3 separate regions of the Homo sapiens genome follow, and all the other regions are linked to region 2. Evidence: chromatin contacts called from ENCODE Hi-C or POLR2A ChIA-PET data. All regions are on one chromosome and are shown on one strand. The core of a region is the stretch at or near the end of the contact, and the rest is flanking DNA. Distances in the headings are between cores, read along the strand shown.

The links. A loop is a pair of places that touch in the nucleus more often than their neighbours do. ChIA-PET counts read pairs that join two places held with the same protein, here RNA polymerase II (POLR2A). Pooled maps may share reads with other maps.
Region 1: a map of mammary epithelial cell shows a loop between it and region 2 (5-fold over the local background). The contact joins the enhancer-like site here to the promoter of MIR181A1HG in region 2. A Hi-C loop is called at or near these places in 12 of 168 maps with a recorded cell type or tissue (A673, CD14-positive monocyte, HepG2 and 8 more), 2 of 37 single-sample maps with no recorded cell type and 15 of 50 pooled maps. POLR2A ChIA-PET finds 5 or more read pairs at or near these places in 20 of 52 experiments (A673, AG04449, AG04450 and 14 more).
Region 3: a map of mammary epithelial cell shows a loop between it and region 2 (4-fold over the local background). The contact joins the enhancer-like site here to the promoter of MIR181A1HG in region 2. A Hi-C loop is called at or near these places in 13 of 168 maps with a recorded cell type or tissue (CD14-positive monocyte, CD8-positive, alpha-beta T cell, Calu3 and 10 more) and 11 of 50 pooled maps. POLR2A ChIA-PET finds 5 or more read pairs at or near these places in 14 of 52 experiments (A673, AG04450, HCT116 and 10 more).

The regions. Positions count from the first base shown.
Region 1 is chr1:198,900,777-198,904,464 of GRCh38, reverse strand. The region is part of intron 1 of MIR181A1HG (MIR181A1 host gene); the gene reads left to right. Among named protein-coding and RNA genes, the nearest start is that of MIR181A1HG, 35 kb to the left of the region's middle. Within about 2 kb of position 1,669, at least 5 of the 41 ENCODE cell types and tissues checked have a DNase peak (open chromatin) inside an H3K27ac peak, as active enhancers do; they include A673 and mammary epithelial cell, where a contact is called at or near this core.
Region 2 is chr1:198,935,496-198,939,195 of GRCh38, reverse strand. MIR181A1HG (MIR181A1 host gene) reads left to right here and starts at 1,767. Exons shown (of 3, transcript NR_040073.1): 1 at 1,767-1,970. RefSeq lists enhancers at 1,467-1,516, 1,917-1,976.
Region 3 is chr1:198,878,967-198,882,788 of GRCh38, reverse strand. The region is part of intron 2 of MIR181A1HG (MIR181A1 host gene); the gene reads left to right. Among named protein-coding and RNA genes, the nearest start is that of MIR181A1, 22 kb to the right of the region's middle. Within about 2 kb of position 1,413, at least 8 of the 41 ENCODE cell types and tissues checked have a DNase peak (open chromatin) inside an H3K27ac peak, as active enhancers do; they include A673, CD14-positive monocyte, HCT116 and 3 more, where a contact is called at or near this core.

The DNA of each region.
Region 1 (3,688 bases), core at 420-2,919, 35 kb after region 2:
TGGGAAACAGGTTTTCTTGAAATATACAAGAGACTCTTTAAACTCTTGTCCAGACACTTCAAGGCAAGATATTGATGATTCCGTCCATGTTTGTACAAATCTGGAAAATGAATTTAAATACATTGTTGCTTCACATAACCTACAACTTCTTATTTCCCACAGAGGGGGTAAAAAGACAAGTAATAAGAAACAAATCACAGCAGCTTCTATCCTGGTTACTAGATACTGAGATAACAGAGTTGGTTACTTTCTTCATTTGCCACAAGGATTAATTAACAGATCACAATGTGAATTCTGAAATCTAATGGCCCACAAAAATAAGTTGCACAGATCGACTCAAATTGTAAAGTGCTGAAAGACAATGAGATGTATTCTAATGTAAATATTCTCATAAAGAGACAAAAATACTGACCTGATTATTGGTGTATTACAAAGCTTTTCATATAGAAACATCTGGTCAGTCCGTCTAGCTCTCTCTTTCTCTCTCTCTTTGAAATGGGAAGAAATATACTCGCATGCATTAAAATTATAAAGGAACCAAAACATCTGGAAGTTTTAGAAGAAAAGCAAAATAGTTATGGGGGAAATTCAGATTAAGAAATGCAGATGTTTAATTGGGCTGTCAGTTTTGTTACAAGGAAATAAGAGCAGAAATAACCAGAAGCCACTGGTGGAAAATTAAAATAGTTTCATGAGCCCTTGCCAAGCTAAAAGCAATGAAATCGGTAACACAATATGGACAGGGGCTTTCTAAACTGAGATCTGAAAATGTTACCATGTGCAATTTTGTAAATTAGCCATTTCCAAAAAGTCTTTTTCATTAAAGCACAATAAAAGTTTTTCAGACTCTCCTCTCTTTGGTCATTAACATTGGGCAGTTATTCGGGGTTTGGCTTTCATCAATGACAAGCTCTTCCCCGCACCCTCCTCACCCCCTTTCTAAGACCTTCTAATACTGCTGAGTGGCCAGAAATTACAGATGCAAGAAAAGCTGACAAATGACTGCCAGGCCCCTCCCCCAGTGCCTAGACAGTCAAAGCCCCTGCCAGAACATGCCTGAAAGCAGCGCTCCTAGAGACAAAGACACAAAGATTCCATTTTCTCAGTGAAAATAGATTTCATGTGTAAAACACTAGTGAGAAAAATTGAAAGCTGACACATATGTGCAATTTCAGAGAGGCAGGGCTGAATAATTCAAGATTGAAATTGCATTTGATTGCATCAAAGCCTAACAAATGTTGTTTAACCTAAAAGTCTTTTCAGTCTGTAAAAAGACATTCAGTGGCAAGATATTTTATTTTTTTTTTTAAGCACACGGCTGAAAAGGAAAAGGAATATTGAGCTCAGTAGAGAGATGTTGATTATATACTACTGTTGGATTAGGAATTAACACTGGCTCACATCACAGGGTCTACAAAATAAGGGGGAAAAGTTTTTTTAAAAAAACCATTAAATCAAAGGGTTCTGAAAGATAATATTAAATCCTTATGAGTATGTTTCCTATAAAAAGAATCCCCTCCCAGCAGCCCCAGGGTATCATTACTGGAGAGGCAGCGAGTGGTTTATTAGAGATTCAAACCTGGCATCTGAGCCTTGCCAAGCATGCAAGTTTTAGCTTGTGTGCCCAGGGCCTTGGCTTCTGCAGTCCCTTCTTCTGGCATCTAACAGTGAAGGCCGTCTGGTCGGCCTCCACACCACACCAGGCAGTGTGTAGGTACAAAGCCTAGGACTGGGAGACAAAGAAAGTTTGTCATTTACTAAGGAAGATTACGCTTTTCTTCCTGTCCGCTTACATATTCACCCAAATCCATTCAGTATCATTTTGTTCTTAACAGATAGGCTCAACACTTACAGAAAACTTGGCTTAATATGTTTTAGAGAGTGTTAGACCCCTAACAGGTGAAAGTATAATTAATAGTAGCTGGCAGGAGTAGTAGACCAAGAAATTGCACTGGGGATATTTTAATTAAAAAGAAAGTTTTAAAACAAATTTTTTAAAAATTGAGAACACACTTTGTTCACTCTCATCCCCTTCCTAGCTCCTGAATTTCTTAAATTTCTTTGGTCAATAGGAGGATCAGACAGAGAAAAGAGACTAAGAAATTACTTTATAATCTAATGAGAGATAATTGAAAGGAAATTGAAAGGAAAGAGAATATTAGGTAAACCCTATGTCTGTTAAATGTTTTATACAAACCCTTAAAGTCTCAGAGCAACATTCATGTCAGGATACATTTTCAGTATCATTTCGAATCTAAGAAGAATACTATGGAGTATTTAACCAAGGTGTTTAAAATATTAATTAATAAAATTAATATTTCATTTGAGATATTAAAATAATGTGAGTATTCATCTATTTGTTTATCAAATGGGAGCACTGGTTTGGGAATTTGGACTTTTTAGCCCTATTCAGCTACTCTGAAATCTTACTGAGTTTTAGAGCCTTAGTTTATCTGTCTGTAATATGAAGAATTTTGCCAACTGAAGAAAATGGGGACTAAATCTACAAAGCCAGCATTGACTACAAAATGCTAATATGTGGAGTTGAAGAGAGTGTGCAATACTTTTGTTGTCTTTTAAAACTTTTAAGCTTAATATGCAGAACAGTTCAGTGTATTAATAAGGACAGGAAGTCCCTGGTGAATACAGTAAAATAAATCAGTCCAAAGCTATGTAGTCACTACACCAAAGACCAGTTGATTTGTGTATTTGTTCACTTTTCAGAATGTTTCACATGCTATAAAATTAAATCTGATACTCTGTGACTTTTAATTTCTTAAAGTATATCTGCTTTATTTATTTATATTTGTTTACATGATTGGTTGATATTAACTCACCCTTCCTTTTTTAGTCATTTCACTACTAAGTATATGTACACAGAATAGCTGAGTGAGCCAGTGTGAACCAGAGTGACCCAAAAATCCATCCAGAAAATGCGGGCAAGATTATGCCCTTTCCCAGACTGCCAAGCGCACTGCCTCTGCCTTGGAAGGCAAGAACAGCACTGGATGACATGTGAAGCTTTTCAATACACTTCCTTGCGTTTCAGCCAACAGGGTCATTCACACATCTTTAGTTGTGCTTCCTAAGCAGTCTCTAGAGCTTTGAATATAGAATATCATGGGAATAAAACATATTGTAATATAGAAAATGTTCAAGAAAAAAGTAATAGAAATGCATTCCTGCAGAGATATGTAATGACTAACCTAAGAAGGTCATCAAACTTATAAATTCTAAGCAGTCTCTTACAGTATTTTTTTAAGCAAAATATCAGGATTCTATACTTCAATATTGAAAAGAAAAGAAACAGATTTGTTTGTCTTTATTTAGCCCAATTGAAGGGGGAAAAACCACACTGCTTAATCACATTTAATATTTTCTTATTTGAAAATTTATTATCATAGACTAGAAGAATGATTTTAACATAAAATAATATTATTATTATTAGGTAGATAAAGTCTCTTTAGAGATACTGGTTGATTAAAAAGCAAGTATATTTATATAAGATGTATGAGAATAAAATCTTAGATTTCCTTAACAATTATGCTAATATTTAATGTAATATTTTTAAGTGTTTTTATGCATGGCATATGCATTGAGAGAAAATGTGGACCTTGTATTCAATTAGTATGCCAGAAATATCCAAAACTAGTTTATCTTTTCACTAATCTCTGGTTGTTATTTGACA
Region 2 (3,700 bases), core at 518-3,017:
TTTGAACCAGCAGTAGGACTCATTAATACCCAGGCTGATGTTCTGAGAGCATGTGCCCCTTCAACTGATGTGGAAGCTCCTATGATTGCAAGACCCTGTGTGAGGCTGCTTGTAGGGCCCCAAGATAAATATGGTTCCATGACTGCTCCTCTGATGCTTATTTCCAGTCCCCTATGGATCACTTAATGGTATGATCTGGGTCTGAACCAAACAGACCCAGATAATGACATGACCACAGTTAATATTCCATATTTATGCCAAAATATTCTAATATATTAGACAAGAAAAAAAAAATGGAAAAATCAAGTCTTATTTAACACTGTGATGAGAATCCATATAGTGTGTAAAACAGATCAGAGCTGATTTGAATCACATGCTACCAGCTACCATCTACATAATACTGAGTAGTATACACCTCATTTCCTCATCAATGAAATCAGCAAAATAGAATAATTGACTCATTAACAGTTGTGAGAACTGAATGAGGGGCTCTAAAGGGTTTTGCACATTACTTGCCATACAGTAGGAAGGAACCTATAAGTGACAACCATCATTATTTGGAAGGACACATACCTAGTTGGAAAAAGTAGGTATGGAATCAGCCACTTGGGTTCAAATCCAGGCACTACCATGGTAGTAAAACATTTGAGTCTGTTTTTGCCGAGGAGAAATGAAAGTAGTCAAACTTATTCTATGGGTTGTACAATTATTGAATTAAATGAGAAGGTAACTGGCTCTTAGTAGGTACGTAAGACAGAGCAAACTAGTATTTATTTCAATGTTTCCTTCATTTATTTTGCATAACACGGTGGATCAGTGTTATGAAGAGAGTCACTACTGTCAGAGGCTACATTCCTCACCTTTAACATAGGGAATGTGAGACTTGATGACTTCTAAGGTAGTTTACAGCCTCTAAATCTTTACAAACACATTTAAGTATTTTTAAGGAATTGGGTGAATTAAAGAATCCTAGCAAAACTAAAAATACCTTCTGACTGGCAGTTTCTGGACATTCTGCCTTACATAAAGTGGTAAATTAAAGAGTGACTTTGATGGAGAAATATATTTCTTCTTTATCCCTTCTTAGTTAAAGCCCCTTATTTGATTTGTTTTGATATTGTTGCCTTTTATTATTTCCCAGAGTTATTTCTAGCCCTCCTTTCTCCAAAATGTAATAATTACTCAAAAGTTAATTCTGTTGTTGGTGTCACTAATGGACAATTTAGTTTATTAGTTTAGAACTACAATAAAGTCTCTGTAAATGTAAAAATAAAATTTGAAAATGCGTCATTGAAAATAATTGATTTTGTGCTTCAAAACATGACAGTTCTGCAAAGGAATATGATGATAATTTACTTTCTGTCACTTCCAAGGTTAACTGAAGGGAGAAAAAAATACAAAAAACATTTTTTCTGACAGGCAAACAGGCAAATTATAGACAAAACTGCAGGGCAGGGGGATAAAAAGAAAAAAGAAATCTTAAAAAAGCTGAGCTTCCAATCACCTCCCACCAGTCTCTGTGAAGGATGACTTCAGTCCCTTTCTTAACTAATTCTGTCACTGTAAAATCCTACAGTCATTCTTCCACACATAGAGGACAAATAAGCTCAAGAGGAGGATCTAGATGCTTTCAGTTTTAACTATTCACCAATGGTGGAAAAGGCAGAATGCCTAAGCTATGTCTTTGTGGCCAATAGGATAGCTCTGTATCTCTCACATGACTCACTGCCCCTGTCTTTCACATGGGCTGTAATTTAGTTCAATTCAGAACTGCAGATAGTACAGCTTCCACAGGAGCAAGGGATGTCTGAGCACAAGTGGCTGAGTTCCGAGTGACTTTATGAAGCACTTTCTACCTTCCTCTCCGGCATGAAAACAGGGATTCTGCACCTGCATCATGGACAGTCTGGCAAAAGCCTCTGCTCTGCCTCCGGGGACAAGAAACTAGAGCAAATAACCGTTTTGAAATTGTAAGTATACCTTTCTTTCCGTCAAGTGTACTGATTAAAATAGTTTTATGTCATAAACATCCAATATTTGAAGATTTCTTAAGGGTACTCTTTCATGTGTATATTGAAGGTTATTCAGCTGGCAGGAAAATATTCCAGGGACAATTGTTGCATACTTTATTCTGTTGAGGATAAAGAATTAAAAATAAAAGTCAGGCATTCCAAAGAGTAGCTGTAGGAGGCTGTGCGCTGGAACATCGCTCTAGTGTGCTGCTTTGTTCATAAGAAAAAATGAAGGCACACGCATATGTACTTAGTTCACTTCTTTTTGCTCTTTATGTCTAATCAGATTTGCTCTGTCCCCAAGAAAAATAAAAGACAAACTTTGCTGACTCCACTGACAAGGGCACCATAGACTTTCCAGACATCTGACAGTTATTATAATTAGCTATGAAAGACTGCAAAGACACTTGGGGGCAAATAGCTCTTAAATTCTGAACAATGGCTTCAAGCCAGGGCTTTATATGTTTTTTTAACCACCACTTTTAATTTTATAATAAGGATAGAGACTGAACTGGTTTCGGTGTTGTAGTCCACACAATGTGAAATAAAGTCCCAGCAGAAGTGAAGGCGACTGAAAGTGGCCAGTGTAAAGACAGAAGGAAAAGACAGCTTTCTGTCTTAGGATCTAGCCTTCCATGTATAAAGATTTTTTTTTTTTTTGAAATTCCTAATAGGGTGGAGTGAGGATGTGGGGGTGGGGAGGAAGCATGCGGAAGCTTCTTTATAGAAGAATGCTTGAAGAATAAAATAATTTGGCATTTCTTCTTTCTAGCAAGCAAAAGATATGATTAGCATCTAAGTTCCTTACATTCATAGTGAGGTTTTTTGATGGAGTTCAAACAGAAGCAACATACAATGCAGTTTTTAAATTTATAAAATAATTGGAAACAAATGGATAGAATGTTCCTGCATTACTGCTTTCTTTTTATATTCAGCTACAGTAATCTAGCAATACATTATGCCTTTACTTTTAGAATTATCCACATCCTTAAAAAGTTATAAGCTAAGTCTTATAAGAAATTAAAAGGCAAATCACACCAGTGTGATTATGACTGATGAAGATTTTGAATGACAAAGCCTCCAACAAAAAGAGTTTGTGAAAAACATTGTCCTCCTCATTTTTAAAAGAGAATATTAACTCCATCAATTATTGAAAGGAATTATTCAAAGGCTCCAGACATAACTAATTATGGCTTAAAGAGAGCTGCCAGAGCAGAGCCTGTGTTCTAATTATAAAAGTCCAAGACGTTAGGATTCATTTTCTTAAGGAGGGCTTGAAAATAAATACAAATTTTCACATAATCTTATAAAAATACACCATTTTTTTTCTTTGTCTGCTCTCATGTTATCTACACCTCCCCCACCGCCGCCCACTGTGTGCTGAGACACCTGAAGGCTAGACATAATGATCAACAGAGCTCCAGCCTGTCTGGACTCCAGCCAGATTTTTTTCCCCTTCTACAATCAAGGAGCTTGCACGCAATGCATGCCGAGCCTATTCCACTGCTATGTGCAGATCCGGGATGGAAGTCTTACACATACTGCGGAAAGATTAAAGACAACAATATCCCCTTTCTCTTACCCTAGACAGCCTCAATTTTTAACCCTTTCATTACCTTTGAAACCAAGACGTCTTACCCATTCAAAGGCAGGTCTCAAGGGACTTTGCAACTCCCGCACCACATCAT
Region 3 (3,822 bases), core at 164-2,663, 56 kb after region 2:
GATTCCTTAAAGCTGAAATAAAGGACAAAACATTTTGTTGGTAAAAAGTAGTTGGTAATAATGCTAAAATATTTTCAGATACAACTAAAATGGAGTTGACTAGAAAAAAGAGAAACGTAATTTGGATATGAACATTAATTTAAAAATGCAAACATTTTGAAATATTAGTACAACACAATTTTATTTCTGAATGAGAATGGTTATTTGTCTTCATGTCTTCATCATTTAAATGAATAAACTTTGTTTTTCTTATCATGGAACAACTAATTGCATTGAAGTTTTTCCACATAAAATAGAAATAGTTATCTCTCAGACATCAATTTTGTAAGAAGCCTGCTGCCATTGAGCACTGATATAGTCATTTATTTTGGAAGAGCTGCATTCTGACTATGAGAAAATACTTCTCCAAGATCAATTTGCCTTAAAGTTTGGGAAGTGGCCATTCTTTTATATGATACTCTTCCTCCCACTTCAAAATATTTACTGTAAAAATATACACAAAATGTGAGACCCAAAATGTTTTAAAAACTTGAACAGTTTGGAGGCAACCAAGACATATATTCTAAAATATTATGAAGGCAGGTGAATAAATAAAGGCTTCGATTTAAAAATATGGAAGGCAGTCAAGTAAACAAAGAAAGAAAAAGAACAAAGTGGGGAAATAATACAGGTGTCTGTGGTTGTCATTGCTCAGAATATGAGGATCTGTTTGGAAAAGGAAAATAAAGCATATTGACTTATTAGTTCACTTCTAAAAATACATACTACTTAAAGCAAGGCAATTATATAATTTAAAAAATAGATACATATGCATATTACTAAAATATATACATATATAATATAAAATTACATATATACATACAAATCAAAACCATCAGTGCAATAATTCGTTTGCTTTTTAGAAACAATCACTATCATATGCAATTAATTTCATGTTTGAATACAGTATATTGATAGGCACTACAGTTGTTTCTAGAATGAAGTCATTATTTTATGTTGGTAATGTGGTTTGGCTTAACGTAGTTAAATTTAAATTTAACTAAATATACTTAAGAATTAACTCAAAATTTTAGATTTGAAAGTACCTGAAATTGTCCAATATGGTCAAAGTCTAGACATTACTTCTTTGCATTTGCATTTTACATTTTTTTCTTTTTGACTTATCTGTTTTGAAGTGGATTTCTACTAAATTTCCGTACTGCATTTTATATGGTGTTGCTGGAAACTATGTATTGATTTTTTTCCTATGGCTTCTGTGGTAGAGGAACTAATGTGCAACTGACCTTACAAATGATATTCAACAACTCTAGAGGAAAGACACATCTCCAGTTAAAAATGAAGGGTGCACATGGGTTACTCAACATGTGAGTCATCAAGAAATGCAATACTGTGCAATGACTGGTGAATCACAGTCTCTAAAGGAAGCTTTTTGAGATTTTTACACAGATGGCTATGCAAAGCATAAATAAGTGTGAGGAGGAAGGGAAAAGAAAGGAGGGAAAAAATAAATGTGTGGGAGGACAGGCAACTGCAACTTTCATTGTTCTTTATTTTCTTGACCATTGAACTAACTACTTAGATAAACCCTACAACTCTTCTCTTCAATTGCCATTACATGTCCACATAGCCTTTTAAAAACTCTAAATTTCACCTCATTCGATTTAGAATTTTTTTTTTAACTTTACACCTTGTAAGTGATTTGGGGAATGAGTTTCTGTGTTGTTTACATAATGCTCTTGTCTATGCTGTGATAGGCTGCGTGAGAGCAGGAACCCCACGCCTTACAGTCTACAAAGACCCAATACAGGATAGAAAGTAGAGGGGAGGAAGGAAGGCCTCCCAAAGTTATTTTTACACCTTTATAATTTATTCCAATAAATTTTTAAACTCTGTCTCTTGCTTCTCCACCTTCACTTGTCACAATTCAAATCAAGTTGAAAATATTTTAAAATAACAAACTGATTGGCTGGGTGCAGTGGCTCACACCTTAATTCCAGCACTTTGGGAGGCTGAAACAGGAGGATTGTTTGAGCCCAGGAGTTCAAAACCAGCCTGGACAACATAGGGCGAACCTATCTCTACAAAAAAATACAAAAATTAGCTGGGCGTCATGCCATGTGCTTGTGGTCTCAGCTACTTGGGAGACTGAGGCCAGATAATTGCTTGAGTCAGGGAGGTTAAGGCTGCAATGAGCTGTGGTCACACCACTGCACTTCAGCCTGGGAAACAGAGTGAGCTCCTGTCTCAAAACATAAATAAATAAATAAATAAATAAATAAATAAATAAATAAATTAGAAGCTGATTAACTTTTACTGTAACCCATACAGTAGATGTATCACTGACCATGTAAAATATATACAACTCAGATAACTTTGTGTTGCAATTGTCTAGACATTCTGCTGCCCACAGAATCAGGTCCACACTCCCTTCCATGGTATTAAAAGTTGTTCATATTCTGAGCCCAGAAAATTTAGCAGCTTCAAACATCCTTCTTCTCCCTCTACTCACTTTGTTTTTCAGTGACACCAGTCTAATATTTATGTGCTCTTTTTCTAACATATGAATTGTTATACCAAGTTGCCCCCCTTAATAACCCTTTTTTTCTCACGTGCCTTGTCTGTTTCTCTTCACAGATAATGTCTACTCATCTCTTTGGTAGATAAGAACTATTCAAACCTTTCCAGAGTGTTTTTGGGGACTTAATATTTAAAGATACGATACCATAAAAAGAGAAAAAAAGATTTAGGGGTTATCTAGCCCAATCTTTTCATTTTGTGGCTAAGGAAACTGAAGCACAAAGAAAGAATACTGCCCAAAGTCATACAGTAATAAATTATACAATCATGACTAACTATCTATGACTTGCCAGTCTCTATAGCAGTGATCACATGAGCCTTTGATTCAGATGGTTCTGGCCTTAACCTTGAGAACTTCTGGACGTTACCTCATGTAACCTTTCTGAATCTAAATTAAAATTGGGAATAAAAATATCCAGAATAGTGATTTGTCTTCCGTGATTACCAGTTCAGTCATTTAATCTACCCACAACATGTTCTTACTTTCCGAGAGAACTGGAAGCTACCGTAACAGCAGAAGATATTAATTAGAACACAGATTGTGGTGGTATACATATATACATGTATTTTTTTTTCAAATTCAAATATTAAGCCCACTACTTACCACCGTGGTACTCTGGGCAAATTAGTTAAATGTGTGTCAATTTCCTCATTGGTAAACTGAGAATAATTAATTTGTTTAATGCATTCAAACATATTTATTCAGAGATTTCTATTCTAGGCTATAAGGATTTAGTTGTAAACCACACAAATAAAATACCCGTTGCAATGGAGCTTCCATTCTGGTAGTAGGGGACACATAATAAACTGACAGACTAATGATACCCGTCTTCTCCTACCTGCATAGTGCATGTGCATGTGCTGTCTTCTTCCTGGAATTTTCTTCCCACAGAAATCTGAAGAGTTAGCTCCCTCTCACCATTCAAATTCTTGTTTAAAAGTCACCTTCACTGGTTACCTACTTTAAATTTAAATCCCACCCTCATCACAGTTCATATTCCCTTTCCTGTTCTATTAGTTTTCAAGTGTTAGTCCTATTTTTTTTCTAATACACCACGTCTTTTACTTATTTATCTTTATGTTTCATCTTTCTCACTAAACTGTAAACTGCATGAGCCCAGGGACATTTGTCTATTTTGCCATCTGCCATATCCCAAGATCTTAGAACAGTGCCTGGTATGTATCAGCTGTTTGTTACCTATTTACTAAAGGACTGAATTAGTATCTAATGTAATATTCTATGGT